2 separate regions of the Homo sapiens genome follow, and region 2 is linked to region 1. Evidence: chromatin loops called from intact Hi-C (ENCODE). Cell type or tissue: Calu3. All regions are shown on one strand.

The links. Peaks named below come from ENCODE experiments on the same cell type or tissue, not always from the same donor. Only the 100,000 strongest peaks of a DNase experiment are listed, where the experiment ranks them.
Region 2: a loop joins it to region 1, with 2.3 times the contacts of the local background. A loop is called at or near these places in 3 of 110 quality-filtered maps.

Annotation. Positions count from the first base shown.
Region 1 is chr18:40,156,570-40,164,569 of GRCh38, reverse strand. No RefSeq gene overlaps it. Among named protein-coding and RNA genes, the nearest start is that of LINC01477, 94 kb to the right of the region's middle. In Calu3, a CTCF peak has its summit at 4,942 (motif pointing right); a DNase peak (open chromatin) is centred at 4,999.
Region 2 is chr18:39,941,801-39,949,800 of GRCh38, reverse strand. No RefSeq gene overlaps it. Among named protein-coding and RNA genes, the nearest start is that of LINC01901, 21 kb to the right of the region's middle. In Calu3, no CTCF peak of the experiment used is centred here; a DNase peak (open chromatin) is centred at 3,100.

The DNA of each region.
Region 1 (8,000 bases):
CTATCTATCTATCTCTATCATATGTCATCTATCTGTTAACAAATCTATCTCAATTAAAATTCAGAATGAGATATTGTGAGATTGAGATATGTATGAGTATATTTATTTCAATTGATAAAGTTAAATTCTTTCAACAAAAAGATGACATAGTATAAAAATGATAAATTATTAAGGAATTTCCTGTCATCTACTGTTTTAATAATGATGGTCACTTTCAAATCATAGTATTTAGCTTCCATTGTATACACTTAATAGAATAATTTAACAATTTTATATTTAAATGTCAACATTTATAATGTATTTATTTTGTATCCTTGTGTCATAAGTTTATGATAAAAACTTTTAGATGTCAAGTTAAAAATATGTTAGAGGGTAAATAGTTTTTCAAAAGTCTTTTTGTGGTACATGAACAAAGACGTTCATGGACACCTGCCATAATTGTTTACTAGAATTCTAAAAGAGCACACAAAACTCTTAGAAAACATCCTTTCTGCTTTACTCCATAGAACTAAACATTTATACGTGTGTTTAACATCAACACATGTTTTCTTTAAAAATGTTGCCTAAGTTAAATACACAATGAAATTATTATAGTGCAATTACACCCTGGGAAGTTATTAGGAACTGCATGTTAAGATAAATTTCTATTTTCTCTATAATTGCCCTGGTCAGAGACCTGTACCTGGAAATTAATGTAAGAAAGTGCATTCTATTGTATGCCAAAGAGGAGCTCCATAGAAGTCTTTAGGAAAAGAAAGTCTACAGGTTTGATTGTCTTGATAGACACTCTATTTTTGGTAAGCCATAAATATAGTGTCTTTTGGTATTCATTGTCATTAAATTCTTTCAAAATATGTTGAAACCCTTTAGGATTCCCAGTTGTGTGTTGGACTTGTTCTTCACAAACCCATTGTCACTCAACACAGCATTAGAGAAGCTGCCTATAGCTTCTAAAAGATGTCTAGCACAGAATGCCCTGTCTAACTTCTCTGCCTTAATTGAGTAATTCCCTCTTTTGTGTTCAAACCATCAATCATTCTAAAACTTTTGTCAGAGCCCAACTGTTCTTATAAGACTGCTTCATTCATGTCATTATCTGAAATTCTATCATACTTCTTCATAGAACTGTACTGTTTGCCACTTCATTGCATCATACTTTTATAAAAGGTTATACTTGAGCCTTCCCCTAAAGAAGAGACTGCATAAATAAGAGACTATTTCAGGTATTTTGGAATGTTTTCTATCTTTCATGATATTTAAGGCACTAGACATTTCACAAATTCTTCATAGTGGGCTGCTTGATGCTATTTGCCATATTTCTTCTCTGAAACCTAGTCCTAAGACATTATAACATTTCCCCTTTACTTGGTACCAAAAACTTATTAAAAACAAATTATTTCAAATAAAATTACTATAGATAATAATTCATGTCTACTGTTCATTAATAGCCTGGTTTTCAGAAAGCTACTTTCAGTCTAAATAATGTAATTATAATTGCTTCAAACTGAAAGTGGTGTGGCACAAAACCAAGTCTAACGCCCTCATTTTTTAGCTGAATTAAAGGCCTTTTTGATTCAAATTTCCAACCACATAGCAAGTTAGTTAAATCTAGATTTAAGACTAGAACTCAGGCTCCTGATTTCTGATCAAGTGTTCTTGGTTTAATAACATAATGCCTTTCAGACCGTAACCCAGAGCTGCTTTTTTGATGAACATGCTCTTAAACATATACACTTTGCAATCACTCACTGGTTCCCTGCTTCCTTTCACTTCTCTGTGAGTAATAAAAAGTAGGCTATTGACTGGAGTTTGAAAACATCAATGCATCACAATGTTATTAATATAACACATACAGAACAAGTTTACAGTCACAACTTGGGAGAGTTGTGGTGGGTTTCTCCTTACTCTCTTTCCACTTTCCTTTCGCTGATGAAAGATCTTTAGTAACAAACTGAGACACTATCCCTTTATGTAAGATCTTTACTTTGAAAGATATAACCATCTTTCTTAAAGAAAACACTGTATTTTAGACCAAGAGAGCATCAATCAAAACAAAGTGACAAATTCCATATTGTAATGGTTATGGCAGTACAATTATTTAATAGTTGAAATAATTGGCCAAGTATACTGGCTCACGCCTGTAATTCCAACACTTTGGGAGGCCTAGGTGGGTAGGTCAAGAGGTCAGGAGTTCGAGACCAGCCTGGCCAACATGGTGAAACCCTATCTCTACTAAAAATACAAAAATTAGCTGGGTATGGTGGCAGGTACCTGTAGTCTCAGCTACTTGGGAGGCTGAGACAGGAGAATCCCTTGAACCCTGGAGGCAGAGGTTGCAGTGAGCCAAGATTGAGCCATTGAACTCCAGACTGGGTGACAAGAGTGAAACTCTGCCTCAAAATAAAAGAAAAAAGAATAGAAAAAGAAATAATCAGAGTGTTTTTTATTACTGATAATAATATACAGAGTTACAAAAGAAGAATTATGACATTCAAAGGAATTCTAATGTAAAAAGATTGAAAAAAAGTTGTGATTCAATGAAAGTGTAAAATTCTAGACTAATTTTAACCAAGAACTTGGAGTGGCCAGGCATACCCTTAGCAATCAAGTATAGCGGCATAGTGCAAGAAATGAAGGGAATTCAGTATACAGTACCAACCGCAAGATATTAAGTAGGGGTAGATTAGACTAAGTAGGTGGCAGGGCTTTGGCTCTTACGGAATCTGGAGTAATTCTGCTGGATGCATGCTAGTTTCTAAAGATGACTTTTACTGCCCTTTTTAAAGTCGAGGCCAAGTTGTCTTTTCCTCACGTCTCTTCCCAGAAGCCTCAGGTAAACTTAGGGAGGGATGCAACAGTTCTAATCTGGGTTCTGGTCAGAATCGACTAGAGAAAATTAGAGGAGTGAATATGCCCTCTGAATATATTTTCCCGAATGCCTTCTTTAACAAACTTTAGGTGCTATGTTAGCACAATATTTGTTTGAATATGAAAATAATTTAGAAGAATCAAGTAAAGCAAGAATGTGAGACATGCTAGAAAGGTCATCAAAATGTGGCACCCTTTTATCATCTTCTTGCTTCCCATCAACTGATGACACAGGCTTCACACTCAGATTTGCTCTCCTCCACCTTCTTTTTATGAATGTTGGACCTTAGCAAAGTTTCTAATGTAAAAGGAAAGCTAAATCATCTTCCAAGTCAATGATTCCAATAGGAGTTTTTTTTAATAACTTGTTCATGTTCTCACCTGCCCAGAAATGTAACATTCCCTAGAGAAAGTGGAAAGACTGTTTTATTAGCTGTTTACAAGTCTTATTAGAGCAATTTAATGAAAATTCTATAAAAAACAAAAACATAAGGGGCAGAAAATATGGAAATGTTTACCCAAACTCAGATTTGAACAAATAAACAGAATAGCTTTAGTGTAATAATAAGAAAGAATTTTTCCTATAGCAGTGGCCAACCCAGTGGCATAATGGCACAGAAAAATAAAACACACTTTGGTGGCCTTTCTTAAAGGCAACTTCTCACTTATTTTATTTTTTTAACCTTTTCTCAAGGGTCTTTCACTCAATGCTCATATTTAGTGTCAAGAATTTTGACCATAAAAAAGGCTCAGAGAACACAGAGCTTCATTTGGGGGTATATTATTTTTTCTTTTGAGAAAATTGAGATTTATTTTAAAAAATAGGAAAAAAAGAAGTCCAAACCAAGGTACAAAGGCAAAGGTTTACAAAGAAAATACGCATTTTATACACTGGGAACCAATTTAATAAACAACCTCTCCCTGCTAGCTTGTGATTAAACTAAATTGCCAGCCTAAAATTTTCTGTGCAGAATTTCAAATGTCAACACATTATATTGCGATTCCTCTTAATTTCTCACAAAGAAAATGCAAAATGAATTCATTATGCTGGAGTAAGTGGAAAAAATGATGAGTTTCTCCAGAAGAGTATGCAATGGGGAGAGATTGGGCAAGACGATTATATTGAGATATTTGAATAGCTGGCCATTAGCAAGAGCATCCCCATTACTCTGCTGATAATTATATCTCTTCTGCTATGACTTCCCAGTAGAATAGTAGAATGTTCCCAGTGCTGGAGATAATGAAAAATACCATTCAGGTGGTACATATATGCCAGGAATAGAATGCAGTATTTCTTTCCTTTCTGGTTTTTGCTCTGCCTTAGCCCCATCAAATCCAATTCCCTGTATCTTGTCACTCTAAGGGCACACAGCTACACAATATATGTTAATATGTGTTTGGTTGTTCTTTGTTGTGTACAGGAAAAATAAATGGATCTTGAAAATGGAGATGGCAATGGAATATCATTCTTCCAACATAATTATCTCCTGTGTTTAGAAAGCCTGGTGTTTTGCTGAGTACATTTCTGTTAGCTATTATGTAAATGACTTTCAAAACCCGCTATAGTTCAGAGTGAAGGCTATGGATGGGATCTTATAAGGATAAAACTCTTTTTTTTCTCTGTAAGAAAGGAAAAGTGGTTGCATATTCTTTTAATTAATCCATCACTTTACAGACACTTTTCATTTTAGCAATCAAGTGCAATTATACAAACAAAAAGGGATAAAAAAATGAGATCAAACAATAACACCCATTCATCTCCAATAACAATTTCCCTCCCTCTCTCCTCTTTACTTTTTTTTCTCTGTTTTTCTCATTTGAACATTTCATACAATCTCTCATGTGTTATTGCCACCTTATCATCGTGTGGCATTTTTATTGCTCTTTATTTTCGGTTTGGGGAAATCTTGCTGGGTACTGTATGTCTTCACAAATTCATTAATTTTACAGAAAACTCAATTTGCATCCCCCCCCTTTGCTCTATCACTGCTATTTTTAATTCTGGATCCTTTCTTGAGAGTTTCATTTTAAAATTATATACATATGAGAAGAAAAGTTCCATCCAAACAGCTTACATTTGCATCCTGTAGAGGGCAGTGAAACGTTACATTGGTTTTACCCTCCATAAGGGTTGAATTGAGAACTGCTCGTTTTTCCATATTTTGGCACTCACTGGAGAACAGGACAAAAGAGCAGCTAAATTACCCGAGGGTACCTTTTTTTCTATTGAGATTGTATTTGCATTTAGAGTCAGAGAGGTGTACTTTATTATGTGAGTGCTTTCTAGTTAAAATATTTACCTGGAAATTTATTCAGAATGCAAAAGGTTGCAATGTGTATTGACAAGTGGCTATGACTCAAACCACAGGAAATGAAATATGTGTATTCATGGGGTCAGCTTTAGGATTCATACTCAATATTCAGTTAATATCTAATTGTAGTCAAAAAGACTGGTTTATATAGTCCATGATTAATGATAATTTCATTGTAAAATGAACCACTTTTAGTCTGGAAAATTTAATTCATAAATTGTACCTTGAAAAAGGCAATCACAGGAAAAAAATCACATTCACTTAAAATTTGCATGTTTTATCATCATATAATCATTAGTTTGTAACTAAGTGTAATGGTGAACATTATCTTTTAAAACTTATTAAATTATTTTTACATATTTTAGAAAATGCCTAATTTCCCCCCAAATTTAAGATATGTTAGCTTATTGATATCTAAATGAATCACATTTAAATTTAATGTAAGCCAAAATACATGGGTGTGTGTAATATATGTAGTATGTGTACTATTGGTTGATTGTAATGGCATATAGCCAATATATTACACATTCTAGGTATCCTAATTTTCATAACAGTCTTATTAATTCTGTAATAGACCTATAGAATATTTTGTACTCAATATGCAATGAAAATATGTCATGAAATATTTCAATACTTTCACCATACTGTATGATCAAATCAGTGTTATTTGTGATTGATTAAAACCTGTATACCACACCCTAATATTTATTTGGACACAACCCCTAACTTTTAATAAGGATATCTGTAACAAGACACTGTTATTTAGCATTACCCTGAGTGAATTCCCTTTGTTTCCTCCTGTTTTAATCTTCCTTTCTCTCTCCCAATGACTTTCCATTACATTTCCAAACTATTTTCTTTTTTCTTTGAGATGGCAAAACCTATATGATCAAGGTCTCTACTGCTGGTGCCTAAATACTTCCAAGTTTCCTTGTCATGTGTATGTTTTTCTTTTTTCTCTTTCTTGTTTATCTTTCATCTCTTTTTCTTTGACTATTCACATTCATTTCTTTCCAGATTCTTACCAGCTAATCCTCCTCTTGCTTTTCCAAAATTAAATTTACTAAGTTCAACTGGTCCTGGCCAGGGTAAATTTGCTCACAGTCAGAGGGGTACTATATCCCCCTTAAGAGCAAGTCCTGTCTGGGAGGTTGTCTTTCCTATTCTAATCTCTGTTTTGTGTAAAACCTTTCTAATTTTATTAGTTTAGGATAATCTAATATTGGCTTTTCTAATCATTTGTCTACTTTTTAACAAATAATTTCTTTTTCCAAGTTTTTGAGTCAAAATTGTATGTCAACTTAAAATTAGTAATACTGTTACTCTTAGCCTACTGTTGATTTCCATTGTAACTGTGCTAGCTTAGATTCACATTCTGCTATGAAGGTTTATACCCAAGGGTGCCCTTTGCCTCCAAATTTTTCCTATGATATGGGAGCCCATTCAGCCTGTAAGGGCAAGGGTACCTCTTCCAGGGTAACCATCACTAATAGGTATATAAAAAGTCTCACCTCCTGTGTAAACTAGTTCAACCATTGTGGAAGATAGTGTGGCAATTCGTCAAGGATCTACAACTAGAAACACCATTTGACCCAGCAATCCCATTACTGGGTATGTACCCAAAGGATTATAAATTATGCTACTATAAAGACACATGCACACGTATGTTTATTGCGGCACTATTCACAATAGCAAACGTGGAACCAACCCAAATGTCCATCAATGATAGACTGGATTAAGAAAATGTGGCACATATACACCATGGAATACTATGCAGCTATAAAAAAGGATGAGTTCATGTCCTTTGTAGGGACATGGATGAAGCTGGAAACCATCATTCTCAGCAAACTATCACAAGGACAGAAAACCAAACACCGCGTGATCTCACTCATAGCTGGGAATTGAACAATGAGAACACATGGACCCAGGGCGGGGAACATCACACACTGGGGCCTGTCATGGGGTAGGGGGAAGGGGGAAGAATAGCATTAAGAGAAATACCTAACATAAATGACGAGTTGGGTGCAGCACACCAACATGGCACATGTATACATATGTAACAAACCTTCACGTTGTCGTTGAGCACATGTACCCTAGAACTTAAAGTATAATTGAAAAAAAAAGTAAAACAAAAAACAGACAAAAAAACTCCCACCTCCTATCGTTCAAGGGGCAAAAATTTAGGAACTATACTGTATGTTTTACAGGTGGTCCCAGCCCCTGTGGTTCATAATGGTCAACTTAAAAGCACTAATCCACTTGCATTGGCTTTCCCACTGTCCTTGACTAATGATCCCTGATTCTTTACTCTTACTCCCTGGGTTATCTACTAAATGAACCACTTGAACAAAGGTCCTTCCTTGACTGAGGCACTACTTTATAGGAAACACAAGTTAAGATGCTCATCTTAAAATACAAGCAACATAACACATGATGATAATACGAGATGGTTGACATGTTTACATAGCTCTCAGTATAAATTTAGGGGATAGGAGCGCAGTTTTGATATGTGGATATACTGTGTAACAGTGAAGTCTAGGCTTTTAGCTTAGCCATCACACAATTAGATATTATACAAATTTGACTTACTGGATGCATTACATTTGAGACACAGCATGACATTTGATACCTTGATTTTCTAAGTTGTATCAATTTGTATACAGACTTAATAGTTGTCATAAAACAGAATTCTAAAATTCGGGCTTATATAAATATCATTTTAGCCAGTTGTACAGTGACAAAAATTATAAATGCCAATTTGTAAAATAACAGTAAAAGTTTATTTCATACCTCAAATTCTAAGATTAAAAAAAATCAATC
Region 2 (8,000 bases), 210 kb after region 1:
CTCTTTGAAGTCACCTCTGGGGGCAAAGACAGGATGTACTTTTTCCCAAGATGCTCACCTCTGGTGAGGAAGGTTACCTGGCCCTGGTGGGAGAATCCACTGGGCATATTGGTGGAAGATCTCCAAACTGTTAAAAGATAAATTTCAAAAAGATGAGATAATGACTCTCTTATAGATGGAAAAATGAACATGTGTTAAATATTTGATGTTTCTCATATGAGAGAATCAGTCAGATGCTATAACTTGTTCAAAGAAAAAGTCAAAGAAAGCATAGATTTATACTAAATTACACATGGATGCAAAACTGTTTTTTCTAGGGCAGGAAAGAAGTCAATGAAAACTCTGTTGGAAAAGATAGTTTGCCAATTTATCAGTTACCTACAATTTACAAGAGGTACAAAATAGCCCAAAGATAATTAGCAAGGCTACAACTAGAGAGTTTATGAATGTGTGCTATGGGCACTGAAGCACAGCTCATATGTATCATTGTATAAAACTCACTTAGCTACTCAGTGTGGTGTAAGACTGTCACTGTTATCCCCATTTTATAGATAACAAAGTAAATAAGGTAAGAGCTCAGGGTAACAATTTACATTCAGGTGTTCAACCACAATGATTGATGTTTTTGTCCATTTTTACCAGGCATAAACCTGTACTATAACCTGCAGAGGATATAAAATAAGTAAAACTCTGGACTGATGAACTTTGCAAGTTTAAATAATGCAAATCATACGAACTTGCAAGAGAAAATATGTGAATCTAGTGACAATGTTTAAGAGCTCAAAGAGAGGTATGATCACTTAAAATCCAAATGCAACTTTTATCTAAGCATGAGTGTTCAGGATAAAAAGTCTTCAATTTATTTAATAAATTTGCTTTCATAACAGAAATAAAAACCAACACAATTTTTTCATATGCATACCATCTTACTCTGCTGTCAACATTAGCTTGATTTTTATTTTTGGCCCAGGCATTTATCCAGTCAAAGAAAAGGACATTTGACTGTAACTAGCCAGAAATGTGGGGCAGTCATGGCTGCATATTCAGTTATTTCAGAAAACAGCAGTTGCCTCCTGTGTCAGACTGAAACACCTTCAGTTGAACATCTTCAGTTTGACCCTAAGTCAACTCCTCCTATATCAGGTCATGCAGTAATAGGGGCTGTTTGACTAAGAGGTCATTGAAACTGGCATCAACCAGGAAACAATTCTTGAAGAAGAACAAACAGTAATCTGGAGAAAGACTTTGAAATGGAGATTGTGCTAGATGTTAAGGTAAACTTGAATTGTCAATGAGCTGGCCTCTCAGTGGCTGTCTTTCTCTAAAAACAAAACCTGCATCTCTGTGTTCTCTAAACAAGACTGTTTTCTGTGCTTCTTATAGATTTTTGTATTCAGATATTCTGGGGTTATCATCACAAAAAATGGAAACAAGGAAGTAAACTGAGACCGAATTGCAAATTACATTTTTAAAAGGCTTACAGTAAAAGAATGCAATAAATGGAAACTGTGATGAAAGTGAGAAGGTAGACCAGCAAAAATGAAGGCAAACATATCCAAGACCAACTGAGCCCTCCAACAGTGAGAATGGTACTTAGTTTCCCTCTTCACATTACTCATTTCCAATTCCTCTTCTTCCATCTTCTGTGGGCTTTCTCTTTGTAGTTTCAATATGGCTGTCAATAGCTCCCAGGCATAGGTGCTTTCTTGTATCTAGTTCAGGAAAAGTTGTGAAGTTTACTCTGTATGGAGCAGTTTGATCATGAGCATCCTCTGCATCACTTATTGTGACCATTGTGTTGGGATATGTTGATACATTAATCCAGTAACAACCAACTCTGGAGTTGGTAGTTAAGTAAAAGTGCCATCTAAACTTAGAGCACAATGATAAGATAAAGATGACTTTCCATAACAAGTATGGGGTCCTGTTTTCTTGGTGGAGAAACATTGGATTCTGGACAGATAGGAGCCCCATCCACCATCTTCTAAATTGATTTTGGAGAGCCATGCTGAGTGCAATCCTCACTTTCTTGTCATGAGGAGCCAGGAGCACCATTTCTGCTGTGACTGCACATGAGCCTATGTGAAATCAGTCAGTGCTTCTTTCTCTTTATCTGTCAAATGAAGGTAATGTTTACCTCATATGGTGAGAAAATACATAATCTGAAAATTTTTTTAAATAAAATTTCTATTTCCACACAAATGACTTTTTCAGGTTAAGATGTGGTTGCTTTCTTTCTTCAGCTCTCTTCTCTCAGTTCAAGTAAGGAGACAATGACTTGTATCAGTGTTACCACATTAAAAATAAAATAAATATTTTACCTGTCAACTCTATGCTGCCTCTTAATATATGTCAGAGAAGATCTGAGTGGGCTTGAAATGGCCCTGCCACCTGAAATAGAGCGTCTCTGGCCTCACAGGCTCTTCTGTCAATGAAATCCTGATGGTACTCTTGGAAGTGTCTCAGACATTCAGCAAAACTAAAGATTCAGGCTTTGATCATGGTGATCACTTATTGAAATTACATTCTTACAATTTGGTAGCACTTTTTGTCTACAAAACACTTAGTGAGTACTTAAAATATGGAATTAGACACATTTATAGGTTGCCACTATGCATACTCTCTTTTGGTTTGCCTGTGCATTCTTTTCTCTGAGTGTCCTGATAATACTTAATGTGTCACCAAATGAGTTTGATTGCTGACACAAAGCCTCAGAACTGACTACTGGCTTACCCTGCAGTTGTGCAGTGATGGCACATTAGGGGAATAAGAGTGATTCTGTCCTTTTCAAAGCTACTTCCTTCACTGTGGGGGAGAAATGAGCTGTAGTGCATCAGTTGGAAACTATGCTGATTATGGCTTATTTACAAGCAATGGACCTCCTAAAGCCAATATGGGTGACTCACACTATTAGGAAGAGAACATTGTGTAATGTACTGAAGATGCATCTTGGAAAATATTAGAAACATCTATGCAAAGATAAGCTCTGATAGGTCAGAAAAGGAGTTGCCAAGGCCAGCAATGAAGAGAGCCAAAAATAGGTTGAGAGAATCCTCTAACCTTTCAGCTTTCTGATGCTTACACCTGCCCTGCCAGGAAGCCCTGGTTCTGAGAGGATGACTCAGCCCTAAAAAATCTTGGGGAGTGCCAGTGTCACATATTTTACCTTCTCAGAACCAGAGGACAGCAAAATTAAAAAAAAAAAAATAGATCAGCTTCAATTAAAGACTTTTGGACAACAGTTTCTGTATAAAGGATAAATTTTTCTATCATTCAAACCCCAGATTATATAAATTGCTGGGTTTTTTTCTTTAAAAAAAATCTGAAAATACAGCCAGAAATATGATATGGAGGGCCGTGTCTACATAGAACTAGTTCATCATTCGGCCACAACTTGTCATTACAGCACAGAAATATGGAACTGATCAGAATTCCAAAAAATCTAGTTCAATTCTTTTTGTTTTTAGGTGAGGAAACTCAGGCCTGGAGAGAAAAAATGGTTTTAGAAAGTCACACAAACTTTAAATATAGTTTCTTTATATTTTAATACAGTTTGTTGAGTTGCTTCCAAATTGGATTATTTTATGTGAGAACTTCTTTAACATTTTGACCTACAAACGAAAACACTTGGATAAAATATATATTGCTAAAACATGTATTATGCACATGTCCATTCCTTCAAAAAGTAGTCAAGCCAGTTGTTTAACTTAAGTAACTTATTTAATACTTTAAAAACAGATAAATCAACTAAAATTCAGCCAGAAAGGAAAAACACAGTATATAATATTTTTAAATGTACCTAGCATAATTTTTTGACATTGTAATAAAAAGTGGGGTAAATGCCATTTCCTATTTAGGTGTAGATACAATCTTAATATCAGGTGCCTGTGGTTCTAAATCTTCACCATTCATCAGAATTACCTTGAAAACTTGTTAAAACACATAAGTTGGACCAATTCGAGGAGTTTCTGATTTGGTAGTTCCAGAGTGGGACCAGAATTTTCATTTCTAACAATTTTCCTGGTGATGCTGATGCTACTCCTTTGAATATCACACTTTGAACACTACTTGTGTTTGTGATATAAAATATAAAATTCTAACCCAGGAGTTAAAAAAAATGGATTCTAGGTTTAGCTCAGATAATATCTTGCCATGTGACTTTAAAAAAATGAACTGGATTTTTCTGATCAGTATTTTTTCAACTGAGAGGGGAGAAATTTAAATTGAGTCCAGTCTAATATACCGGAGTTGGCATTTTGCAGTAACGAGGGTATTAAGATACTTCAAACTTCACCCATGACTAGATTTAAATTCTTTGCTAAAAATCAACTCTTACCTCTTTTTTAAAAATCAATTTATGTAGTTGAAATCCCTGCTGATCCAAGATTTTTGCCATGGACTCAACCTACACTGATGTAGCTGTTGGTGCACACCCATATCTTAGCAGTCACCTCTACCCACAGAAGGCAGAGCACTAGGGAGCCCTGACAATCTCCGTCTGTGGGGCTGCTTTCTGGCCACAAGAGCATGTTCACACCAAGCACAGGGCAAGCTGGAAATGATGAAGAGTAAGTGCCTTGGAAATCTGATCTCAAACAATGACTAAGGCAAGTAAAAGGATAACTACACTGCTGCCTTGCACCTGGGTTGGGATATTTCAGAGTCACATTCTACGCTGGCCCCCCAAGTCCCCCAGTGGGATGGAGCTCCACTTGGCACAGTTATAACTGGCTTGATTGTGCATGTATATTGGCTTCTATTCTTTCTTTCCTCCCTGCTCCCTCCTGAAATCACCTCAAAAAATTAACTACTTTCACTTAAGTCCTTCTTATAGGATCAGATGCTTGAGAACACAAACCAGGGAATTGTTTGTTTGTATATTACCATGAATAACAATTCATTTTTATTCTTACTCTTGCTCAGTGTTAATTTAATACATACAGATTTGTTGATGTTAAAAAATTCTAGTAGTTTTGTGTTTCTAATCTACCCAATCTATGGCATTTCAAGTTGTAAGATTCTTGAAAAAAGGTAATTTTAGTGTCTCCTTTTTGGGCTTCATATTTAATGATCAACAAGCTTTATATCAGACAGTGATAGAATCACTAAGAAAAAGCTAATTTATTAAAAATTATTAGTTAATACATGTTTTAATCATAAAGTGTTTATATACAATGCACACTTTTGGTGATTTAAGTTTGGATTGCTTTATCTCACATTTAAACTCCAACCATAGTAAGCATACATTTATAATTATAGCTGGAATGGACCCTAGATTCATTTTTAAAACAGTCATCTCTCGATATATGAGGAAACCATATTCTATGGATTGAATGAGCTTCTGGGCAGGGAATTTGGGATTTAACTAGGAAGATAATTTGTAATGTAACTAGAATTTGTGACATTACTAGCGAATTTGTGACATGAATACGAAAAGTGTGATGTCCTAACTTCTAGGACATTTTTCTCACTGAGTTTCTAGAGAGTACAGCTGGGTTGGGATATTTCAGAGTCACATTCTACGCTGGCTCCCCAAGTCCCCCAGTGGGATGGAGCTCCACTTGGCACGGTTATAACTGGTTTGATTGTGCATGTCTATTGGCTTCTATTCTTTCTTTCCTCCCTGTTCCTTCCCGAAATCACCTCAAAAAATTAACTACTTTCACTTAAGTCCTTCTTACAGGATCAGATCCTTGAGAACACAAACCAGGGAACTGTTTGTTTGTATATTACCATGAATAACAATTCATTTTTATTCTTACTGTTGCTCAGTGCTAATTTAATACCTACAGATTTGTTAATGTTAAACAATTCTAGTAGTTTTATATTTCTAATGTACCTGATCTATGGCATTTCAAGTTGTAAGATTCTTGAAAAAAGATAATTTTAGTGTTAAAATTGGGCTTAAAGGATAAAGACCATTTCATTCCATTCTCCCTAATAACCAGAACTTTTTGAATGAAGAAGAAATCTCCTATACAGTATATCATTAACATCTAGAATGTCTGAAGGTTAAAACATATATAAGGACTTATATCCCAAATATAGCTACTTGAGTAAAAGGTGGTAGTGTTATGCCTTCTGGGCTAAACTCACAGAAAATTGAGGGAAGAATAGACTAAAACGCTAAAGCAGTTGATCAAAATGTTAAGAAGAGAAAACGTATTTACGGATAATATTAGGAGAGAGACTCTTATGGTGAAGATGGGAGGAGATATAAAAAAAAAAAAAAAGCACGCGGCTGGGCGCGGTGGCTCATGACTGTATTCCCAGCATTTTGGGAGGCCGAGGCAGACGGATCATGAAGTCAGATCGAGACTATCCTAGCCAACATGGTGAAACCCCATCTTTACCAAAAATACAAAAATTAGCTGGGCGTTGTGACAGGTGCCTGTAATCCCAGCTACTCGGGAGGCTGAGGCAGGAGAATCACTTGAACCTGGGAGGCAGAGGTTGCAGTGAGCCGAGATCATGCCACTGCACTCCAGCCTGCTGACAGAGCGAGACTCAGTCTCAAAAAAAAAAAAGCATGCAAGCTACATTTAATATTTACGAGAACCTTGGATACATCTGGATACATCTGAATAGTTTAAGGATGGTTAGGTTGTTTTGAAAATCTGTGTCCTAAAGAGTTTAAGCAATCAAATACCAAATTCTTGGGCTTAAAGGATAGCAAATAAGAAATGAAACAATTTGCTGTAAAATTGAAACTGAAACTGTTCCTCAAAGAGTAAGAAACTAATGACTAACATATTTTTGAGCTTGCAGGATAATCGATAAAGGAGACAGCACTGAAACTCCCTCCACTTGTGAGATCAAGATAAAACTGGCTGAAATAGGTTGAAACCAATATGGCTGACTGGAGCCTGTGCAAAGTGAGCTTACTAACATCACAATCTGAATTGCCACAGCATGCTTTATGCTAACTCCCCCTGAATTTGCACATGCAATCCATGAGGTAGCATAAAGAGATAACTGCGCATGCTCAAGGACTCTCCAGACCTCTCCTTTCCTTCCACAAATCACCTGCTAATCTCAGAATCCACCTCAGAAAATTTTCTAATAAAAAATATTGCCTTGAAGCCAGCACAGGCAGAAAGATTTGAGCTTGATTCCTATCTCTTTGTGAGTCAACTTGCAATAAAGAGCTGTTTTTTTTTTTTTTCGCCTCAAAATCTAGTGTCATAGTATTGGCTTCCAGTGCATTGGGCAGCAAGCCTCTTTTGCTAGGTGAGTTTCATGGTTTCTGTTCCACTTCATGATTAAAACATTAATATTACTCTTGTGTTTCGGAGTAAACCCAACTAATTTTTTAATTCAAAACTTTTGTGAAATATACCTGATAAAAGTTTATATTCTCTTCAATAGAAAAGCCCACAGCAGTATCACCCCCTAAAACATTGAAAACAAAAAGCATTACACATGCAGAGAAAAAAGGGAGAAATCTTTCAAACCATCAATTAACCAAAGAGTGAAGAAAAAATGTAGATGGCAGAAGCTCTAATAATTCTTCCAATATAGGTTCCAATGTAAGCCAATTGCAGGTAGAAAAACAACTATGGATATTAATTTTTGTTAGGATGTAATTTACACACAGTGAATGTCAGATTTCAAGCATAATGTCTAACAAATACGTGTAAGGGCATATCACATTTTTTGAACCCAAGAATCCTTCTAAGTCAACCTCCTCACCCTAGAAACAGCCGCTGACCTGATTTCTATCACCTAGATTAGTTTTGTTATTCTACAATCTCACTCAAATGGAATTGTACAATATTGACTCTTTTGTGTCCAGTTTCTCAACATAACACGTTTGTGTGCCTGTTGTTGAATATATCAGTAGTCTTTCCTTTTTTGCTATTGAGTAGTATGCCATTATATCAATATACCAGGAATTTTTCATCCATTCTTCTATCGACAGACATTTGTTTTCTATTTTTGTTTTTTTTAATGAAACTGCTATGAACACTGTTATACAAAGATCATTATAACCTTATGTT